Linked DNA regions of Mus musculus: regions 2 and 3 are each linked to region 1. A link is a loop called in an ENCODE intact Hi-C map of the cell type or tissue named here. Cell type or tissue: left cerebral cortex. All regions are shown on one strand.

Region 1 (8,000 bases):
GTATAGTATCCTTTTATTTGATTGTATATCATAATGTGCTTTTTAATATGTTTGTGTGATATATATATATATATATATATATATATATCACTGAACAATAGTTTGGTCAAACATACATATACATATACACATATAGATACAAGCATGCCATAGCATAGAGGACAATTTGTTGCAAGCGGCTCTCTTTTTCTCCCGAGTGAGACCCAGAGACTGAATACTGGTCTTCAATTTCGTAGCCTTACTTTCTGAGCCATCCCAAGGCCACATGCTTGTCTTCTGTTTACTCTGCTAAACACTCAGCTTGGCTCTGAATTTTGAAATCATTAACATAGTTAAGATTGTAATGAACACCCTCCATGGCTTATAGCACACACACATAGTGGTTTTTCAATGGGAAATTCTACAAGGAAAGCTGTATAATTAAAATGCATATGTGCACGCTTATATTTCCTGGAAAATGCCCACTTTCCTAAATAACTACACCAACGAATACCTTTCCCAGAAGCAATGAGACATAAATTGCCACTTTTCTTCCTTTTTAAAGATGACTGTTTCCCACGTTTATCTGCTTTGAATTTTTGAGACAGGATCTTTCAGCCTAGGCTTCCTGCCTCTACCTTCCAAACCCTGAATGACAGGTGTGGTTCACCATGCCTGTACCATACCTGTGGTCATTTTTCATAAAGAGATCTGTTTATTTTATGGGAATCACAGACCTCAAATAACTCATGTACCAGCATGGCCAATAGCTCTGTCAAATCATGTAGGAGGTGCAGAGGTTCTGTGTTCATAAATAAACTCTAAGGGAACCAGGAATGCTAACACACAGACTGTCACATCAAAGGGAGAGATGTATAACCTATTTTCTGCTTAGGAGGCTGGAAGCAGATATGGTTAATTAGCCTGGTGACCCTTATGCTATCTGTGTGGCCAGGCTATGCTGGATCCTCCCTCCGACTCTCGTCTTGAGTTTGTTTTTCTCAATCTTTAGAGCCCACCTTTCTAGACGATGTTACTTGCACTTTATAAGGAATTTCAACATAGTCATATCTTAAGCTTTGTGGTGCACATGGGACTGAGTTAATTATTGCCAGGAAATTATTTTTCCAAATTGTCCTGTGCTTAAATATGCCTATTGGAGGTCAGCGTCTTGAAGTCTGCACCAATACCAGCTACCGAGCCACGCTGAATCTAATTGCCTTCTTGATCCTCGATGATCAACAGTTTGCTGGCTGTGGTGTTTGCAGAGACCCCTGCAAATTCAAATCCTGTCCTTGCATATGGGTCCTCAGAGCTCACTGGTCAGCCAGGCCAGAGGTCACTTGACATTAGCCAATAGTCTCCACAGCATATATGGGCACACGTTCCTATGCACATGCTGACACTACACACACACCATATGCACCATCAAGTCACTCCTGGCCGCAGGAAATTCATTTCTGTTGATTCTCTAGCATACATATCAGAACAAGTTGTGAGCAGCAACACCGTCACAAGAACAAGAGGCGATTACATATCGCTGGCTGTGGGGAGGAAGATGGCATCGCTTAAATGAAAAGAAACATGTAAATCAAACATTGTGGGCCTCCCTCCGAATTGATTAGAATAATGTGAGCATAGTCTGGTCACTTCCCAACCTTCTGCTCTTGTTTACTTCCTAGCATTTTTCTAACTGGACTTGACAGATAGTAATCACATATTCAGGAGGCAGGGAGAGGGTTCACAGGATAAAACTGTTTGCTGAGCCAGCACGAGCACTGGAGTTAAAATCCTCAGCATCCACATATGAAGTCAGATGCGCTCCTCTGCACACCTGCAACTGTAGCCCTTCAGGAAATCACCGAGGAGGGTTGGCCATCCGCCTACGTGCAGGTTCAATGAGAACCTCTGTCTGAAGGCAATAAGGTTCAGAGTGATAGAGCAGGGCACCTGGCGTCCTTCTCCGGCTTCTGTGAACCTACATACACACCTGAAATCACCACACACACATACACACCCTACATACACACACCATATGAATATTCACACCTCACATACATACATACATCACACACACATACACACACCACACATCTCATACATGTACACATTTACATTATTCAACACATCAAATATACAGAATATATATATATATATATATATATATATATATATATCACCATATATTCATACCACATGTATGTATAATATGGACATGCCCCACACATACATACACTATATAAGCACACACACACACACACACTGTAGTGGCCATTCCTGGTTGTCAACTTGACTATATCTGGAATGAACTACAATCCAGAATTGTAAAGCTCACCTGTGATCCTAATCTGGAGGCTTGGGAGATACAAGTTTCTGACCTGGATCTTGGCATGGAGATCTTGCAGCATAGTGGCTATGAATTCCAGAAGATTAAGACAGGAGATCTCTGAGTTCAAGGTCATCTAGGATTAAAGGTGTGGTGGCAACACCTTTAATCTGGGCCACATCTTCTGCTGGAGACCTACATAAGGACATTGGAAGAAGGAAGATTGACTCTCTCCCTTCTTTGCCTGCTTGCCTTGTGGGACTGAGCAACTGCTCCATCCTTGGACTTCCATTCACAGCTGCTGCTGACCGTTGTTGGGGGTTGGACTACAGACTGTAAGTCATCAACAAATTCCCTTACTATATGGAGACTACCCATAAGTTCTGTGACTCTAGAGAACCCTGACGAATACACACACACACACACACACACACACACACACACACACACAGAGAGAGAGAGAGAGAGACAGACAGACAGACAGACACACAGAGAGAGGCACACACCATGCACCAAACATACACATTAAACAGTTTAAATAAAGAAAGAAATAAACGTGTATATTTTTGGAGACTACAGAAAAGAAACTAAAATTACTAAAAACAAAAACAAAAATAAAAAAACAATTTACTTTTAGGGATTTATAGGTTATCTCCTAATGAAGCTATTACCAAAAATACACTAGCTAAGAAAAACAAGCCAGTATGAAATGACAATACTATTTGATTTGCATTGATTTTTTAAACATTTATTTACAGTTATTTCTTGTGTATGTGTCCATGCACAGATGTTTAGGTCAAAGGCCAGTTTGCAGGAGTGGGCTCTCTCCTTCCACCAGGTGGATTCCAGTTGTCATCCTGAGATCAAGCACCTTTATGCTCAGCCATGTCTCAGGCCATTTGATTGGCTCCTTTAAGGGGTTAATATCACAGAGCAGAAAGTTAAGTAGTAGTAGCCAGGGATGGAGCAGGGTGCAGAAGAATTGTTATCTAAAATATAGTTTGATTTAGCACAATTAAAATGGTTCTTGTCTTACTTTCTTTTCCTGTCAATTTGATAAAACACACTGACATATGCAACTTATGGGAGAGAAGGCTTATCCTGGTCATAGTTCAAGGTACAATCTATCACAGTAGGGGATTCCTGACAGCAAAAGCTTGAAGTAGCTGGTCATATAGATCCACAGTAAGGAAGCAGAGAGCGATAAATGCTTGAACTCAACTTATTGTCCTATTTGTAGACATTCAAGTTCCTAGCCTAGGGAATGGTGCCACCCACAGTGGAAAGGCCTTCTCTGTTTGATTAGCCTAATGGAGGTAATACCCCCACAGGCATACATTAAGCCCATCTCCCCTGTGAGTCTAGATCTCATCAAGCTGGCATACGCATCAGCCATCACGGATCGGGAGATGGTGGTGGTCGTGGCCGCACAGCAATCTGGTTGCTTTTATATCACCAAATAGTTTAAAGTCAGACAGAAGGGTAGAGTCCATGGCGTTTATATATCATCCAAATGTAGAAGCCACTGTTTTGTGTCAGTATGAAGTCATACTCCGGCAGAGACCTGTCTTCACGTCATATAGATCCCGCACCACAGCTTGAGCAGGGCAGAGTCTTTATTTTTATGACAATCGTGACCCTTGATCCACAAACACTTTAGCAGTGTAAGCAGTGGGTAAGACTACAAGAACCAAGAAAGCTGAAAGTCACCATTCACATGTTGACCTTGACAGAAAGACTGCAAAAACAAGGGCTTAAACTCAACACAATCTGCCACCAATTCAGAACGAGCTACTGCCGTGTACCCTAAGGGACTGGGGCGCATTCACCGTTGAACTTGAACTGAATTTTTTTGACTCCTGTATATTTAAATTCCCATCAACACTGGGACTGCCAACTCCACTTCTGCTGCTGATCACAGAACTCATCTCTTATCATCTGGCAGAACCGCTCCCATGAAAACGCTCGAGTTTTGAACATCCTGAGGTGCTGAGGACACTTTGAAAAAAACGTTAAACAATAAAAACTGTCAGCAATTACTGGAAATGGAAAGCCAGCCAAGCCTCTTTGATGGAATTTTTTTTTTTAATGCCTGGAACAACCTTCCCACACCCACTCCCACATCTATCACACAAGTGCACTTCTCCTTTCACAGTTCACCTTAAGTCACTTCTCAGTGACTCTATAATGAAGGCAGAGGAGAGGCAGTGTGAGGGAAACAAAGAGTACTCGCCACCCCACCCCAACCCCCAGAGCAAGGCTTGGGGTTGCCCAGAGCCCCAACCTAATTATTATATTCATGCTACATTTTTTTCCATTCTGCTCAATGAGCTAGTGTTTTCCAGTGCACATCTCTATATTAACCTGTGTGTGCAATACCCATCTTCACTCTGAGAATCCTCAGTGGCTCCAGGATAACTGGCTGCTCTGAATGGGCTAGAGACTCTGGGACCATGCTGAGTCAGCCAGGCCAAGTGTGACTCACAGTGCTCCTGCTGAGAAGCTAAGAATCTCCTTCTTGGAGAGGCAAGGGGTTTGTCACAGAGAAGGAGCCACACACCCAGCAAGCCTTTCCATCCGGCAAACGTAATTCAGCAAATATTTGCCAAAGACCTACTAAATGCCAGGCGGGCATAATGCCAGAAATTGGGGACAAAAATATGCCTAAGACGTGGACCCAGGGAAGAAACAGCTGGTGCTTCCTATAGCAACCACATTCTCAAGGAGTCATCAGAACACTACTAGGGGGGGTAAAAATAGCAGCTTTGCCCTCAAAAAAAAAAAAAAAAAAAAAAAAAAAGAGAGAGAGAAAAACTAAAATAAAAAATAAAAATGCCAAGTACACATACGTCAGCCAGTTCCCAAGCAAACATTACACACTGGAAGGACAGATTTACAAGCCTGGTGTCGTCTTTGCAGACTTTCCTCTTCAGAACTCCAGTTATCACATACTCCAGACACATAAGTGTCCCAATGTCCCCTAAGCAACAAAAACCAACTCACACCGACGTGAATGCAAGCCTCAAGGATCTACTACCACGAACCTGGAGCTCACTCATATGCTATGCTCCACAAACCTGGCAAGAAGCAACTCTTCATTTGCAGAGGTTAACCCCCCCCCCCCCCAGTGCCTGGCACGAGGCTCAGCCTATGACAAGCAGTTAAAAACATTTTCGGCACTAGAATCATGATTTAGCCACCTGCATATTACTGTAAAAATTAACAGTTAAAGAGTCTGTTGTAGCTCATCTGAAGCAACAATAGCACCTATAAAACCCTCACTCCTGGTCCCTCGACACCCGAACATTCCCTCCTCCTTTGGGATCTGAGGAAGACAGATTCTGGCCCCTTTGCTTGATGGAGACTAAAACCACAGGTGTCCAGATCTTTTCTGTTAAAATGACAGGATTTGCAGTGAACCTACATACTCGTGGGCTGGAGAGATGGCACAGTGGTTAGTTAAGAGCGTTCCCTGCTCTTTCAGAAAGGACTCAGGTTCTCAGTACCTACACAGCAGCTAACAACTATCTGTAACTCTAGCTTAGGGCATCCAGAACCTCTTCTGACTTCTGTGAATTCCTGTGCACTTGTGGCACACATCCAAATACTCAGACATCTCCATATACACATGTAAAATACACATGTAAATAAGTACCTTTTAAAAAAATATGACGAACTATTTTTAAACCTCAGTTAGTTGAATCAGCATATGCAAGACCAAAACAGAGAGAGCTTTCAAGAGGGAGATAAGGTAAACTGAGGTTGTATGGGTGGTCCCTAACCCAGTATGAGTGTCCTTGTAAGAAGAGATTAGGGATAAAACACCTGAGAAGATGACATGAAGACTCAAGAAGAATTCAGTCCACAAGCCAAATTAAATATCCCAGAAGAACCTGGCTCGGCTGACCTTTTACCTCAGACACCTCACCTACACAGTCACAGGAAACAAATGTCTCTCTTTCCAGCCAGCCAGCCTTGGGGCATCTTGTTACAGTAGCCCTAGAAAACTGACACAGAAAGCCAACAAGGCCTTATTGAGGACTGAGGTCTGGACTGGGAGATGCTCAGTGTCAGAAAGTCAGAGTGGAGCAACAGAAAGCTGGGCAAGAAAGAGTGAGGAGATATTTGCCCACTTTTGGTCCCATTCTGACATCTTGGTTAAGCCGGTTCTTCCCTTTTCTCCTTTAAACGCAGACATTTGGATCATAAGAACGCCCAGGGCCAGGGGACCAGGAGCTTTATACCACTCTCCATAATGAGCTCATGGCTTCCTTGGGAAACAGCTGCTTTTCTCTGGCTACAATGAGTCATCACAGGAGGCTCCTCAAGTTTCCCATGAACACCCTCCAACGTCCTACGGAAGATAGGATCTTCCATTGGCATCTCCTGCCATAAGGACGTGTGCCCCACAACTCAGCTCCACCAGACTATCACACACTGAGGGACTTCACCTTGTGGGCAGCAAGCCAAGCATGCTAAAGAACAAACAAGAACAACCCGGCAATTGATTCCGTGTGTGGTGTGATCTCAGCACCCTCCAACCAGAAAGGGGCCACTCCAGAGGCCAGCAAAGAGAAATAACAGCAGTCACACATTAGGCACCTTAGTGTTTTCTCCAGCAATATTAGCACTAATGATTACAAAACCTCCAACACTAGCCCAAATAAAGATAATTCTTAGTCCAACCTCTGTAGGGATGGATGCACAGTCCACTAGATTCAGCCTTTGTTAGTCTGGACACTGTCTATGTGCTTGCTCTAGTCTGGATCTAGAATGTTGCCCCAAAGATCCACATCTTGGCTTTGTCATGAACACTTTGGCAAAGTTATAGAAGAGATGGGGCAAGCTTCAAGTTCCTCGGGCCATTTGGGTCATGCCTGGGAAAAAGAGTGTGGAACTGCAGCCTCCTCTTTCTTTTCTTTTTTCTTTTCTTTTCTTTCCTTTCTTTCTTTTCCTTCCTTTTCCTTCCTTTCCCTTTCTTTTCTTTCTTTCCTTTCCTTTCCTTTCTTTCCTTTCTTTCCTTTCCTTTCTTTCCTTTCCTTCCTTTCTTCCTTCCTTCCTTCCTTCCTTCCTTCCTTCCTTCCTTCCTTCCTTCCTTCCTTCCTGTCCTTACTAGCCATAAGGTGAGCAGATCTTGTTCCACACATGCCCCTGCCATGATACACTGCCTTGATACACAGTCCCAAAAGCAATGGGGACACTGATTACAGATGACAACCTCTGGAACGATGAGCCAACCCTTCCTCTTTAAAAGTCGATTCTCTCATTGTTTTTTTTTTTTTTCCTAGTAGTGAAAACTAATTAACACATGACCCCAACACCTAAGGTGCTAGACATTTTTAGATTTGATTTGTGAGACTGCCTGTTCACTTTGTCACCGTTATACATAACCTGAGGTGCAACTACTCCCTTTCCTAAAATTCATGGGCCACCACTGGGCACTGACCAGTGTCCCTCAGAAGCTGATCAAGTAGGATTCATGGACTGACACAAAGAAGTGCATGCTCATTGGTAAAAACATATTTTAAAAACAGAAATATAAGATTGTCTTTACTTAATTCACACATTGTTTCAGCCAGGCCTAGTAGCCTAGAGTCATAATTATCCATTACACACGTAGCTAAGTAAGTCACAAACCCAAGGCAAGGCCTGGATCACAGAGTCACTTTGGAGCCACATCAGGTGACTTCTGTGA
Region 2 (8,000 bases), 76 kb before region 1:
CAGGACCACTCAGTTGGCAAATGACCCCATGCTCTGCAAACATGAGGACCTGAGTTCACCCAAGAACACATGTTTCTAGGTGTGGTGGCATGTGCTTGTAACACCAGCATTGGGGAGGCCAGGCAGGAGATTCCCTGGGGCTCACTGGGCCACCAGCTTAGCCACTCAAGAGTTTCAGGCCAAGGAAAGTCCATAGTCTCAAAAAATAAGATGGGTGGTACTCTGAGAAACAACACGAGATGGTGTCTTGAAATTGTTCTCTGACCACATCCATGCATACACACACACACAAGTGTGTGTGCATATATATATATATATATATATATATATATATATATATATACACACATATATGTGTATGTATATATATATGAACTTGTACATACATAGCACATGAATACATACATACATGCATTCACATACATACAAACATATATACACACATGAACACAATACACACATGTACACACATACAGAGTTACACAAATATACACATGCAAACACATATATACACATATTTACACACATAGACATACACATATATACACATGTACATACACAAATATGCATATATATACATACACTAATGTATATACATACATATGCACGTACACACACAGACACACATTCACACACATGTATACTTCCTGCAAAGAAATATGCCAACAATGCCAAGCCACACACCTTGCTGCTTCTGAAGTGTAAACCTAGCGTGGTTCACCAGGAGCTGCACACACTCTTCACAGCAATGGAGCATTTACTTAACACAGAGGGTTTGGAACTGAAAAGATGGCGAGTTAGAAATATGGGGCAAGCGGTGTGCACAGAGTGGAGCTATGGCTTCGGTTCTGCTCATCTCTTTCCTGTCCCGAGGCCACCACATCATTCCAGGCCAGGGGTTGGGCGGGGGAGAGGTAAGCAGGGAGGCCACTGTGGCTTGGTGCCTATTTCCTGAGGAACAGTCGTTTATGGTGCCCTTTGCCACATCTGGAAAGACAGCAACACTGGAACCTGACTAAGCTCGGACGCAGAAGCACTGTTTCTGTTCTCTTCGTTTGGGATGGGACAAGGCAACCCACCATACACCTGCTCACAGGAAAGCACAAAAGTCTGACATCACACCCTAAACCAAGGTCCTGTGAGCGTCACAGGACAGTACGCCAGGAGGGAAAAAATGATTGCTTACCTATGTGCTAATCTTCTAAATGGCCCTTGAATCACAGCCCTGTGATTGAAGGCCTAGGCATTGATGGTTAGTGTACTGGGCATCATGATTTCAGCTACTAGTTTTTAAGATTCTTACATTTGGAGTATTTGCTTGCCTGCAGTGTCCGAGGAGGTCATAAGGGGGCATTATATCTCCTGGAACTGGATTCACAGAAGGTTATGGGCTACCACATGGGTCATGGAAACTGAACCCAGGTCCTCTGTAAGAACAAGTACTCTTATCTGCGGAGCAATTTCTCCAGTCCCTATTTTATCTTAAACCTTGTCTTTTACATTATTTGCTTGCTTGCTTGTTTGTTTGTTTGTTTGTTTGTTTTGGTGGGGGCAGGCATGCTTCAACAGGCATGTGGAGGTCAGAGGACAATTCGTAGGGGGTGGTTTCTCTCCTTTCCTTGTGTATGTTCTACATTTTAAACTCAATTCATCAGGTTTGGTGCCAAGAGACTTCACCAGTTGAGCCATCTCTCTGACCCTCAACTATTTTCTCAAAACCCCCAAAGTCTGGCACAGTGAGGGCTCTCTAGAGTGTCTGCCTTCTCAAGCATTGCTAGCTAATGCTTTTAGAGCTTTGTCCTTGAGTTTAAGCTCGTTGCTGACCTCTGGGCTTGGGGCTAAACACCACTAACTCCTCAGAAGGTCACTAGAGACCCCGTGTGCTAGTCAGATCTGTGCTTAAAGCATCAAGAAGCTTTGGAATCAGAGAACTTGATTGTGGCATGTGAAATTGCACAGAAATTCTATTTTTCTGGGCGTGGCGGCTCACGCCTGTAATTTCTGGCACAGAGAAGGCTGTGGGGGCAGGGGTGGGGGTGGGGAGGATAGGAAGCTCAAAGCCAGACTGAGTTAAGAGCGAGACACTGTTATGGTTTGAGTGTGACACACCTCTCATGAGCTCATGGGTTGAAACACTGGTTTGAAGTGGGCGATGCTGCTTTGGAATGCTGTGGAGCTTTTTGGAGACTGATTCTCAATGATGGAAGTGGGCCACTGGGGGCAGGCCTTGTGATTCGTTGCCCAGTCCTACTTCTGGTCTGCTTCCTGCTTCTTGGTTGCAGACACAACTCGACCAACTGCTTCTATTACCATGCCCTTTCTGCATGATGATCTATATCCTTCCCTAACTCCTCCTACTGTAGGCTGCCTTTGTCAGCTGTTTTTATCACAGCAGCTAGAAAACTAACTAGTAAGGACCTTGTCCAGGCAGGGGCCAGGTGAGAGACAGGAACACCATATGAACAATTTCTTTTTTTCATTATCAAGTCTAGCACACAAAAAATGACTAGAGGCACAGAGGGCATTAGGGGCTTTAAGTCTTAGTACACCAGGCTGAGAGGGTCACAGAACAGCTTTGAGCCTTGCTTCCAAACCAAGAGAAACCAGAAGTCGTCGGCTTACTCCAACCTTTGGCCTTCTCTACCCTGTCTATCCCACACTCCTTCGTTCCTTGTCTTTCCTTGCCAGCAGGGATCAAGTGTGTTAGGAAGGCGGTGCCTTTGAGCCCTGAGGAATCTGACAATGGCCTTCCTCACACTGTTCCCACAGTAATCAGAGCCAGCTGTCCAGGCTGTGTCCAAGTTGTGTCTCAGGATCACACACAACAGGACCTCTGCTTGGGAACTTCAGCTCCAGACTGCCCCTCTCCCCCCGCTCCCCGGAACTTTTTCTTCAAGTCAGCACACTCCTGGCAACCCACGAGTGAGTCCGTGATCCTGGGGGCTTCATGTCTAGAGTATAGCCATAATCATTTGACAATTCCCCACTAACAATGGCTGGAAGATCTAGAGACTTTAAGATCTTTGAACCTATACACACAGCTCTCTGTAGTGCCATGGGGTCCCCATCATATGTAGACATGGGGTTTCCTCAAGCATTTTGTCACCTTCTATTACCATGGAAAAGCTAATGGGGCTTGGGTGAGGGTGACCATCTCAGAGGAGAGAGCAGAAAACTTGTAAGACACAGCCCTGTGCAGTCAGGATAATGAAGGGCTCCCTTTCGCCAGCAGCTGAACTATGCGGTCCTAATAAGGGAGGCTCCTTGAAAAGTGTTGCTTGTATTTTTAGCTTTTCTAAGGGAGGAAGGAGTTTTTGAATGGACAAAATGGAAAGGAATGTGGGGCAAGGGTGTGGGAGTGGGGTGGGGGGTGCTATGGAAACGGGGTGGTAAGATCAGGAAAAACTCAGCCTTAGTCAGGGACAGATAGGCAGCTTCCTCCTTTCTTGACAGATGAGCACAGCTGGACTTCCTGACTTGTGTGACATGATGCTGAGGTCTTCTGGTCCAGACACCAAGTGAAAAAGGAATTGGGGAAGGGAAATGCTTTATCTGAGAACAGGGCCAGTGTACACCACCTATGTGTAGCAATTGAACTTCCCCATTTTTGAGACAGGGTTTGACTGGGTAGCCCAGGTTAGTCTTGACTTCATTATGTAGCCCAAGAGGGCCTCAGACCCTAGCCTCAGCCTCTTGAGTGCTAGGATTACTTGAGTGAGCTACCACACCCAGTCTATTCCGGAGACAGCAAAGGAGGCCAGCCATAGAAAGAGCTTGACAACTGAGATTCATTTGATTGTGGCTCTAACTCTCCTATTCTCAAAGAAACACCCTGTCTAGACTAACAGACATCAGAAATCAATAACAGATGAATGGATTCCTCCTAAGCGACCTTATTATGTTCCTAGCGAAGTGAAGATGCCAGTCTAAGAAAAAAAAAGAAAAAGAAAAAAAAAAGATCCTAATGAGCTGAAGAATCCAATGTGTGTATTCCGCAACTCATGGGGACACATAATTGCTGGAACTCGGAGTTCAGATGCCATCAAGTCTGTAAGTACTTTTCTAAGACACAGCCCTATTTGCCTGCTAGCAAAATCGCAAGCTATGCAAGTAAACAGCCTTGTGGTGTGGTTAACACAGGCCCAGCATTGATGAGGGAACACAACAGATAGTTTCCCAACTCGGAAATAGGACTAAAGGACTGTGCTACCCGAGAAGAGTTGCTGTGTTTTGTTTAATGGAACTAAATTTATGCCCATTTACATTGGGAGCAGGTGGCACAGGGTAGCATAGAAAGGCCTGAAAATATTCCCACTTAGTGAATGCGGTTGTATGTATAATTAGCTGAGATTTATTTTAAAGCACTCTTATCTTCATGTTCTTTTGTGCAATTCAAACTGGTGAGGACTGAGGGGAGGCTTTTGAATTTATTATAAAAGTACAGCCATCCATCATATGATCTGCTAAGAAATAAAAAATGAGGCACGGTATTAGGAGGCCTCCTGGAGTATATTTATTAGGCTCAGACAGAAGGGAAGGGCTAGCTTCCTTTCAGAGGAATGAGTCACTTACTGAACAATAGAGTCAAAGGGAAGAGGAGCCAGGGAAGAATTGGAGGCGCATTTGAGAAACCTAGCATTAGTTCATAGGAAATTTCAAACAAAGCTTCACAATGGAAGGCCAAATATCCCTTACCCAGCATCAGGGAAGTGCTGACTCAGCATCAGGGGAGTGCTGACTCAGCATCAGTCAGTGAAGTGCTGACTCATGGCTGATCTTATACCTCCAAGTGAATTCCTGGCCCATTGCTGAATTCCTCAGCATTTCAGTAGGAAGCATACAATTGTAAACTCACTCAGCAGCCCGAGGTCTAACTCAGAGAACTCTAGGCTGAAGCCTGGCTGAGATTCAAATCTTCTCCTTAATGAGTTAGGGGCTCTCTTCCAAGTCTTCTCCAGGCACCCCTCATGCCTCTTTCACTTTTGGCCCTCCCTCTGGTCTTTGGAATTGGGCCGTGGTCCTCAGTATTGGTTCAGAAAATACATGTTATAGAGGATGGAAATCCTGAGTTTCGATCTTAACTTTGTCACTTCCCCCAACCCCTTTTGAGGTCTCCCTGTCTTGACTGCTAAACAAGGACATGGAATTCCTGGGACAAGACACAATTCCTTGTGACTTAGTTATAATAGTTGACCATCATCTTCTAGCAGATTTTCAAAAGTACTTTCATGGACTTCACAAAAAAATTCTCAGGAGCCATAAAAAACAAATAAACAAACAAACAAACAAACAAACAAAAAAACCAAAGAAATGAGATGCTTTCTGTGAGATAGGATGTCATATGTTAATGAGTCAGGGGCTCGCATAATTACATAACCTCTCTGATTACTTTGCATGATGAGTTTATTTTTCCCATCTAAACTAGAACCAACTACCTCAACATGTTACACTGAAAGTTTCTTTAAACAAAACAACAACAACAACAACAACAAAAACCCAACCTAAATGTTTTACATAATATAAATGAACATTCTCCAAAGAGAAGGAAGACAAGATCTTGCCTGATGGGATCCTTCAGAGAAACAACATGCAAACTACACACACACACACACACACACACACACACACACACACACACACACACACACAGAGAGAGAGAGAGAGAGAGAGAGAGAGAGAGAGAGAGAGAGAGAGAGAGAGAGAGATCCCTTCTCTCCTTACAGGCTTGCCATACTCCCCAGGAAAGCAGGCTTACAATAGATGCCAAATCTTCACAAGAAATGCCCAAGCCTGCAGAGAGAATCAGAAAATGAAGGGCTTTGCATAAGTGAGCTTTAAACCTCTGCTGTTCAACTGTCCTCCTTCCTTCCGTTCCTCAAACACTCAAAGGTGTAGTCTTAGGGGAAAGGATGGCAGAGTGAGGTAATTATAACATGAAGAAGCCCGGTTCTGAATAACCCCCAAGGCTTAAGATTAGACTTTAATGCATTTGCTTTCAGAAGCCAAACCACAGGAAGTATCATCTCTTGCAGTGTATGCTGCCAAGTCCTGCATACGATGTGCAGGAGCACCCATAAAGCCACGAGTCAGAGAGACAAAAGTTGGGTACAGAAAACTGGCCAGCCAACATGGGCTGATTTCCTGAGGTCATAATGAAAGGCCACAAACTAGGTGGTTTCAACAATGGAAGTGCATCGTCTAGTTGTCTTAGGAAATGGGGGTCTGTAATGAGGTCTCAGCAAGTCTTCTCATCATGTACTTTCTAGGAGCAAGAATACTGGGAGGCAGGCTGCCCCATGCCTCTTCCTAACTTCCACGGTCTTCTTGCCATCTCCAATATTCTGAGACTCAGGGCAACCTGATGTCTTCCTTCACAAATTGTCTCCTTTCATCAGAACAGGGGCCTCATGCTTACTTGCTCAGATGTGAACACTCTACTTCCAAAAAGACCTCATACATGGTACTAGGGATGTTGGGGGTGCTAGGGGTTAGGGATCTAACATTGTGTGGGGACATAGTTTAGCAAGTGACACTAGTTATTTCAGGAATAGAAAGCAAGGAAAGCCAGCTCCTATGGAGATGAATGTTATCTCATGGAACATGTCACCAATGCCCAAGGAATTCACCAGACCTCAGTGGTTGAACATCAAACCACAGGTAAGGACACACCTTAGTACATCATCCCCTGGCTTGATTGTGACATCAAGCTCATTTATATTGTGTCCCTCCTGGATTCCTTCTCAATTCTGGCCATGTAAATATCATGGATACATAGCAACATGGTTCCTTCCGAACCCGAACAGCCACCTGCTGCTTATATATCCTCATCGATGTTCAGTCCGCCTCATTCCTCTTGCTACTGTATCTTGTGGATTTAGGGGAAGAAAAAAATTTAAAAGTTCTTTTAGAAACAAGATTCAAAATATATTTCGACATTTATGTCTATGTTTGGGACAATTATTAGTCCACGGAAGAAACCATTGTCGTTATCACAAGCAGACAGATTTGTAGGCTTATTGAAACTTTCTTGTAGCCTAGGCTAGCTCTGAATCTTTACGCACCTGAGAGTAAACTTGAACTCTGATCCTCCTGCCTCTACCTCCTGTGTGCTAGATTACAGGCATAGCTCAACATGGTCAGCTTGTGAGGTGTTAGAAATCAAACGTAGGGCTTTGTGCACACTAAGCAAAGCACCCTACCAACTGAGCTACATCTCAAGCTTCATTAGCAGTTTAAAAATTTTTTTTCTTTAGGACTCATAACTGCAGAGTGAAAGTACTCAGCTATTCCAACAGACAGCAACATCACTGTTCTCCATTCACTGGAGAGGAAACAGAAGTTCAGAAAGGTTAGCTAAGTCAGACACAGCCATGCAACTACTAACTCCAGCCACAGAATATAGAGTAGCTCTTTGGATATCCAACTCTATACATTGTAATTTTATGATTGTATCACTACGTAGCCCAGGCTAACCTGAAATGCATGATCCTCCTGCTTCAATCTTTTGAGTTTTGGGATTCTGGATGTGTACCACCACACCTGACTTAAGGTTTCCATTTTAAGAAACTGCAACAGGAAGGGTGAGGGAAAGAAAAAAAATCAAACAGGATACAACTGGGCTGGAGAGGTATGCCAATGGTAGAGTACTTGCCAAATAGGATACAATCTGTTAGATCAACAAGCCAGACTAAAAGCATTTTTCTTCTTAACTATAATCAACAGGGGAGCAATAAAAAACCCCACATGTTTATATTTTACAATTAAATATATTTTTCAAAATGTCTTAAGTCTAGGTTTTATTCGTCCTTACAAAAATAGGGTGAGTTTTTCCCAGCCCCATTTTCAGGATGGTAAAATAGAAGGGAAACTCTGTAACATTCCTATATAAACTACTGAGTGGACAGTGGGGCTGGAGAAAGAACCATCTTGCCTTAATTTTAGACTTGGCATGAATTTCCAGAGAGAATAACCCAACACCCTGTCCTTGGAGACAAATAAAA
Region 3 (8,000 bases), 58 kb after region 1:
GGGAAGTGGGGAGAGAGCCGTGATCAAATCCAGGCCAGCCAGGGCTACACAGACAAAAACGATATACAAATGTCTGATCTGAACAGAACAGAGATCTGAAAAAACGAAAGGTCTCCATTACAACCAGTAACCATCACCGACCAGCTGCGGGCATCCCTTTCCCATGCACTGAAACATCTGCCAGAGCCTTGAGAGAAAGAAGGCAGAAACCCAAGGTAACAGCAGCAGAGTAAATCCCCAGCCTTCTGGGGTGGTAGCTGGTCCCTTCCAAGCAACCCTACGCCTGCTAACAACTGCATCTAAACACAGCTCATGGTGGGTCTGACATGAACCCCCCCCCTTTCTCCTTTGTAAGACCCTCATTTTTCAGCTCCAAGATGAGAAAAATAATGTATTATATAGTTGAGGGTTTCCCACCTGAGGGAATAAAGAATGTTAATAGAGTGGGAGGAAAAGGAAGCCATTGAGACAGCTTGCTGGGTAAAAGCATTTGCCACTCAAGCCTGGACACCCAGGGTCAATCCCTGGAATCCATATAAAAGGGAAAGTAAAGATCCAAGTCTTCCGTGCTGTTGTCCGACCTCCAGAGGAGCAAGCTGTGACATGTGCACTCGAGCGCGCGCGCACACGCGCGCACACACACACACACACACACACACACACACACACACACACACGTTCTCTTAAAATTAAAAAAATTTAAAAGAACACAACATTATTTTCATTTCTTTCATCAGAATTTTAAGCTAACTCATACACTGCCTATGAGACACAAGTCGTTTTGTTGAAGATGATTTGCAAGGATTCAGTTAGTCAAAACCTCCAGAGAGGAAATGGGAAACAATGGCCCACCAGGAATATATCAAAGTCTTCTTGTGTACTGTAAAGTGTTAACCCGGGGAAGAGCCTGTTGGGGGGCATCTTAAAGTCTTTTTCATGGCATGAATGCTACATCTTGGTTTGTTGATCCTCTCTTCCCTACTTCCATTCATAGACTTTTTTTTTTTTTGAGTTGTATATTTTAGCTGAACTTGAAGTGACATTTAATTTTAGGAGGTTGCCAGCCTGGATCAGAAGAGCCTCGAAGATTGAGCTCAGAGCGGCATTGGCACAGAGAGTTGAACATCAAAAGCAAGAAGCCAATGAGACCAACTTTCCAAAATGTGAAGAGAAAGAATCTTTTGCTTTCTTAGAAGAATAAGAGGAAGTGGAGGAGGAGGAAGAGGGGGAGGAAGAGGAGGAGAAGAGACAAGGAGGGAGAAGAGGAGGAGAAGAGACGAGGAGGAGGAAGAGAAGGAGGAGGAGAAAGGAGGAGGAAGAAGAAGATACGGAGAAGGAGAAAGAAGGAGGAGGAGAAGGAGGAGGACGAGCAGGAGGAAGAGGAGGAAGAGGAAGAGGAGGAAGTTGTTACTTGCTGAAGGGTATTGCCTTTATAACATAGTCAGTTTTTCCCTGTAGCACACTGATCTAGTTGATCTGTGTCAGTCAGGCTTACAGAACGATCTGCATTTCTTCACCTTGGACTAGGTCTGGGTATAGGGAGAGGAGAGGAGGGATGGAATAGGGAAAGGGGAGGGAATGGAGAAAGATGGATTGGGGGGGGGGGTAAAAAAGAGATCTTCCTTTCCCGCTGCCCAGTGCACAGAAGCATCCCACACAGCTGCTAGCCTTGAGCCTTTCTCTATTGACTGCCTCACAAAGCTATTTGTGGCAGCAAGGAGAAAGGGCAGTTTCTCAGCTTGGGTGCCTTTCAGGTTATTTCAACTTTCCACCTCTGTTAACTTCCCTGCGGGAACTTTTGGCCCAAAGCCCTTCTTCATGTTCACAGGGCAGAGATGCTCAGAAGAAAACTGTCTGACTCCCTCTGAAAGAGCTGAAGTCCTGGGTGTCCTCTGTCCTCCACATTTTGGAGATTGTAGCGGAGGGGCTTAGGGAGCCACCTGAGAACGTTTCCTGACACACAGATGCCTGAATTTCAGCTCAGGATAAATCAACCTTTCCCACACGAGGTTGAACACAAGGCAGGGCTCTGTCTGAGTTTCTGAACCCCATTCTAGTACAAACATGTTTGGCAATTAGTGCCCAAAGGCTCACCAGTGTTCTCTGCTTGGCAGACGGCTCTGCTGTCACCACGGGTATTACCAGCTCAGGATTCCCACCACTTCCCCTTCATCCTCTGCTCTGTTCTCCTTTCCACTGAGATGTTATGTGGGCCTGAGCACCAGGATGCTAGGGAGCTGTTAGTGTTTCTGCCAAAGGCAAGGGTCATGCTTCAGGCCCCTCCTTTGGCTGGTGACAAAAAAAAAAAGTCACTTCTTTCATCATTTGTTTGGTATTCAGAGGCAAGCCACAGAGCCAGTGGGTCCAGCCACAGATCATAGCTTGAAGGTAAAAGGACTGTGACAAACATCCCTTGAGTATAGCAAAGACTTCTAGCTCCTCCCAGGGACGGAGGGGAGGGGAGGAAGGGAGGGAGTGAAGGTAAGGAAGGATGGTTGATTTTGCAAGTTTCAAGTTCATTCCTTGGTACTTTTTAGGCTTGACTGGCTGGGGACAGGCAGTAGCCCACAGGGAAGGTCACCCCACTGAGCCCTTCCCTTTTAAAGCTGTCTATATTGGTTTCCATATGCAAGACCTTGCCCTTACTATATCACTCCCTACTGACCAAGGAGGACTTTCTACAAGAAACTTAAGGTACATCATGACTTTCATGACATCCCAGGAATAAGCATGCCTAAGAGCTTCCTATCAATAAACAGTGAGCATCCTTTATTCCAAACATTTGGGACCAGGAGTGCTTCCGACTTTTTTTTTTCCAGTTTCCAGTTACTTTGCACATGTATGATGAGGTAGGTTGCAGTTAGGACTCAGGTCTAACAGTGAAATTCTTTTGGTTTGCATGCACGTGTCACCCAGACAACCTAAAGTTCACACAGTAAAATCTCTCGAGGGCACCAGTGCTCTGAAACTCCCATCACTCATCAGTGGAATTTTCCACTTGTGTCACGTTGGTGCTCAGAACGTTCCAGATTGGGCAGTATTTTACATTTGATGATTTGGAATTCAGGGAGGCTCAGCTTATACTGATTCCCCGCCTCTACACGCCACCCCCCCCACCCTGCTCAAGCCCTAAGCGGATTCCAGGGAGGCCTTTTGGAAGACACTGAGCATGCTAGGGGTTTCTGAAGCCACAGATGAGAACCCGATGGTAAAAGCCTGCTTCCTCCTTTTCCGGATGCTGAGAGAACTTAAGACTTCGGTCCAAAGCCACCTGGTTGTAGTCCTGTGATTTACCACAGCCCTGGGGCAAACCAGTAGCCTTCTTCACCTGTTTGCTACTGAGAATTGGGAGGGTGGGGGTGGCATAATTTAATCTCTGACAACACAGAGAATGTCTCCTTAAGGAGTCTGAAATTAAATCTTTATGAATTTATTATATTACCTGCACATCTCAGATGAAGCATCACTGTCCCTAAATCACTCATGGGTATATTTGTAAAGAATCTTTTAATATCTTTATCTATTCCTCTGATAGTTTAAGAGTGACAAAGATATAGCAGAAAATAAACTAGAAACATCATTGAATAACATTTGTCTTAGGAAAACAAAATAAAAGAAATAGTCAATGAATTATACATGTCTACCATGTTTACAAATTTCATATGTACACACACACACACACACACACACACACACACACACACACACACGCTTCAACCTCTGGCCCCCAAATTGCTAATTTTTGTGTGAAAAAGATTGTAAGTTGCATTCCCTGTTAGTTAATCAATGAATTACACATGCCTAGAATGTCTACAAATTACACATGCATACACACACACACACACACACACACACTTCAATTTCTGGCCCCAAGAGTGCTAGTTTTCGTGTGGGAAAGATTGTAATTTGCATTCCTTGTTAGATCAGGCAAATTTGTGGGTATGCTGTAATTTTGGGGGGTGGGGTGCAGGGTGGGACTAGTCCTCCATTCGACCATGACTGTCACTTATACGCTGTTTCACTATGCATACTGATAATACAGTCATGTACCTCCATGCCATTGAGGATCTAACATCAAGGTTTCTGCTCACAGCTCACTGATCACCCCAGCCCCCACACCCCAGCCTCAGCATGCTGGGTTTTTCCTTGCTGGGGAGGAACAAGGGATGAGTAACTTGTAAGGACACCTTAGGTGGTTCCCCCACCCACAGACCACGAGGCATCGTGTGCATTTTGAAAGGAACGCACAATATTGCCACTGCACCCACGCCACACACACACACACACACACACACACACACACACACACACACACACGAGCAACACTGAACATCTTTCTTATAGAAAACCCAGTTATACTCCCTGAGAGGAGATACTATTTACTTTTTTTTTTCTCCTGACCTATGGAGGAGAGAGCTTGTTAAACTGAATTGATGGAGCTTGTATTCAATGCTTACAGGTCATAAGAAAGAGGTTGACACCTACTCCGGGGTCAAGAACCTGAGCAGAAATAAGTTGTCCTTCAGTCTTTACACTGTAATCATGGAAGCATCAGATCCAGGAAAAATATGACTCACAAGACGGTGGTATTTAATTTCCCAACAAATGATTTTTAAGGCAGGAAGAATTCATATTATTTATTTTACCATACATTTGCTTATTATCCTTCTTGTACACATAAGCTTCTTGTTTGTTTCAGATTTAGATAGAGCCCGGGCAGGCCTGGAATTCGAATATTGGAATTTACCCTCTGAGGTCTCAGCCTTTGCCTCCTGAGGGCCAGGAATAAAGATCTTTGCCACTGCCCCTGGCTACACAAGGAAGAACATTTCCTGGGACCAAAAAAAAAAAAAAAAAAAAAAAAAAAAACCCTAAGTAATGTATGCAATTTCACACACTTAAAAAATTAATAAATGAAATATCCTCTTGGACAATCATATTTAAGATATTGTGACTACTCTCAGTCCCCACAACCTTATGGTGTCTTCCTCCCACCCTCCCACCTCCGTCAATACTGTCTCCCCTACTGATTCTTTTTCTAGTCTTCATGTCCATTTGCTTTGTTTTGTAGTGTACCATATTTAACCAAGGCCATCTGTGAGACAATAAACACATTTGTACTCGGTGGGCTCACGCGTGGGTAGACATTTTGATGACAGTGATGCATGCCTCTCTCTCCCAGTTCAGTCAGTAGCTACTTTTTCAGCAGGGCTTCCCAACCCATGGCTGATTGTTGACAGGGCCAGTCTTGTGCAAGACAATCCAAAACATCCTGATGTGTAGGTTATTTTATTAAAATGATCAGGGTGTTTTAAAGTGTTTTTGAGTTTTTATTTTTATTTTTTGAAAGAGGAAATTGTTGGAATGGTAATTTACATGTCTGAACAGTCATAAAATTTCCTAGAACTCAAAGACAGAAATAGCAGCTCAATCAATACATGTGAAATATAAACCGTGCTTGGCAGAATTAAGACATGTATGGAGGCCCTCTGTGTTCCATAACCATGGCTACAATGTTGACATTGGGGTGATTGGAAAATCAGTGCTGATAATCCTTCCTTACTTGATTATAAACTCCTTAAGGGAGGATTTTGTGTTAGCCTTTGTTTGTCTTTTTTTTGAATTTTTTTTGTTTGGTTCTACTTATTTTTAACATAGTTGAAATAGAATTATTTCACTCTTCTTCCTCCACTTCCCTGTCCTGTCCTGAGTAATTTAGTTTATGTGTATGAATGTTTTACCAGCATATATTCACGTGTTTCACATGCATGCACCCACAGAGATCAGAAGAAGGTATCGGATCCCCTAGAATCAGAGTCATAGACAGCTGGGAGCCATTCCTCGAGTTCTGGAAATCAAACCCTTGCCCTCTGCAAGAGCAACAAGTCCTGGTAACCACTAAGCCATTTCCCTCTTTCTGAAATCCCCATGTTTAAAACAATCCGCCAACCATGCATTTAAAGTCACACAAGACCTGAAAACTCCAAATAATCACTTGAATGACATTGTTTCTCTACGCCGAGTCTCTCAGGGAATAGTGGTACAAAGCAATACATCTCCAGAAACACCTTGTCCCAGAAAATATATAATCACACTAAAACTTATGAGTCCAAGAAAAGCAGCCAGTTTCTGTCGGTGTCTCTGTGGGTTCTCATGGATTTTGCATGTGGACACCAGGCACGAAACTTGGATGTCACTACTCAAAAGCCAGCCCCTCTTGTCATTTTGAGACAGGGTTTTTCACTGACCTTGTAACTCACCACATAGCTGGCCCTGGGGATCTTTCTTTCTCTGCCTCTCCAAGTGCTGTGATTTGAAGTGTGCTCTACCACACCTGACTTTTCTGTATCCGTTCTGGAGGTCAAACTCGGGCCCTCACCTCACAAACATTACCAGGGTTATCTTGAAATAAGACAGTAACACAAGGGATTACTTAGAACATACTGTGTGGAATTCCCTGACTTAAGAGCCACTAAATATCATACTCTTAGCTAGAAACAGAAAAGTTTAAATACTATGCTTGGTTGAGGAGCCAATTTTTCCACCAGGCAGGAAGGAAAGGTTGTATTGTTTGGGAGATTTTTTTTTTAATGTCCTCAAATAGTTAAAGACAGTCACTACAGATATTTTTAAAAACAGAGTTGTTGGTTTTTTTTTTTTTAAGTTATAAATAAAGTCACTCAAATAAACAAGAAAATAGTTACTGAGAACCTCCTGTGTGGCCTGGGTGAGGTTTCTTAGTCTCATGAACTTTCTGTATATTTACAAAAGTATTTAACGTCACAGAGTGTTTCAATAAATAATGCAGTCTCCCAAAATTTCCACAGTGCTGTGATTCTATGTAGTTTCTATGATACTCTAAACCTTGGGTGGGATACAGGCTTAACACAGACAGTCAGGGTGTGCTACCCGGCTTGCTGGGAGGATGCAAGATGGATTCGAATCCCGAAAAGAGAAGCATCAAGCTATTGGCATAGAATTACAATGAGGAAACCATGCTGCCTGCTATATGAGAAGCATTCAATGAATAGACCATCTCCACTCACAAAGGCACGACGTCTTTTCCAGGCCTACAAAATTAAACTTTATTTCCATTTTTTTTTACAAAGAACGTGTGTGTGTGTGTGTGTGTGTGTGTGTGTGTGTGCGCGCACGCGTGCGCGCGTGTGTGTCTGTGTCTGTGTGTCTGTCTGTGTCTCTCTCTGTCTCTGTCTCTCTCTCTGATGTATAGGTCAAGTATGCACACCTGTGGAGACTAGACATTGAAAACCACGGAATTCCTAGATGGCTCTCTATCTTATTCTTTGAGCTAGGGTCTAGCAGTTGAAGCCGGATCTCCTATACTTCCACTCTAACTAGCCAGCTTGCTCCAGGGACCACCCCTCCCACCCCACTCCACCCCTGCTTTCCAAGTGTTGGAATCACCCACAGGCTGCTCACTCATCAGGTGTGTAGTTGGGTCTAGGTGTCAGAACACTGGTCCCCAGCCTTACAGAGCCAGCACACTATATCCATTTGGCTATCTGTCCCCCACCCCTTCAACTTGCTATTTTCATAATGAGAGAATCTTCCTAAGGTTCTAAGCTGAGTGACAGGGTGGTGACAAGATGAGCCGGATGGTCTCTGGAATGCCCATGCATCTTCTAGCACCCTTGCACATACATCCAAAACTTACCAGTGCAATTAAAAATATATTAAGAACCAGGAGAAATGTACTTGAGAATTCTATGGCATTACTTACATTGCTTTCAATTCGTTGGGACAAGCCTGACTTTCATTAGCATGAAATGAAGCAACATACGTGTAGAAAAGGAACTCATAAAGATTTATGTAGAGAGACTAAATTCAAGGTGGTTGTACAAAATAAACTCAGAAATGGCACACAAAGAGAAAGCAAAAAATAATAACTCTATGAATCAGCATTTTTCTACAGGCAGCCTGAAATAAAAGAAAAACACACACATGCGTGCGTGTACATGCACGCACATATACACAGAGAG

Evidence for each region. A loop is a pair of places that touch in the nucleus more often than their neighbours do. Peaks named below come from ENCODE experiments on the same cell type or tissue, not always from the same donor. Only the 100,000 strongest peaks of a DNase experiment are listed, where the experiment ranks them.
Region 2: a loop joins it to region 1, with 2.1 times the contacts of the local background. A loop is called at or near these places in 3 of 42 quality-filtered maps.
Region 3: a loop joins it to region 1, with 2.2 times the contacts of the local background. A loop is called at or near these places in 4 of 42 quality-filtered maps.

The regions. Positions count from the first base shown.
Region 1 is chr13:45,822,948-45,830,947 of GRCm38, forward strand. The region is part of intron 3 of Atxn1 (ataxin 1); the gene reads right to left. Among named protein-coding and RNA genes, the nearest start is that of Atxn1, 140 kb to the right of the region's middle. In left cerebral cortex, no CTCF peak of the experiment used is centred here; DNase peaks (open chromatin) are centred at 4,439, 4,834 and 6,596; H3K27ac peaks cover 467 bases.
Region 2 is chr13:45,746,682-45,754,681 of GRCm38, forward strand. The region is part of intron 4 of Atxn1 (ataxin 1); the gene reads right to left. Among named protein-coding and RNA genes, the nearest start is that of Atxn1, 210 kb to the right of the region's middle. In left cerebral cortex, a CTCF peak has its summit at 1,325; DNase peaks (open chromatin) are centred at 2,174, 4,241 and 4,700; H3K27ac peaks cover 387 bases.
Region 3 is chr13:45,880,948-45,888,947 of GRCm38, forward strand. All of the region lies in intron 2 of Atxn1 (ataxin 1), which reads right to left. Among named protein-coding and RNA genes, the nearest start is that of Atxn1, 80 kb to the right of the region's middle. In left cerebral cortex, no CTCF peak of the experiment used is centred here; DNase peaks (open chromatin) are centred at 4,188 and 5,113.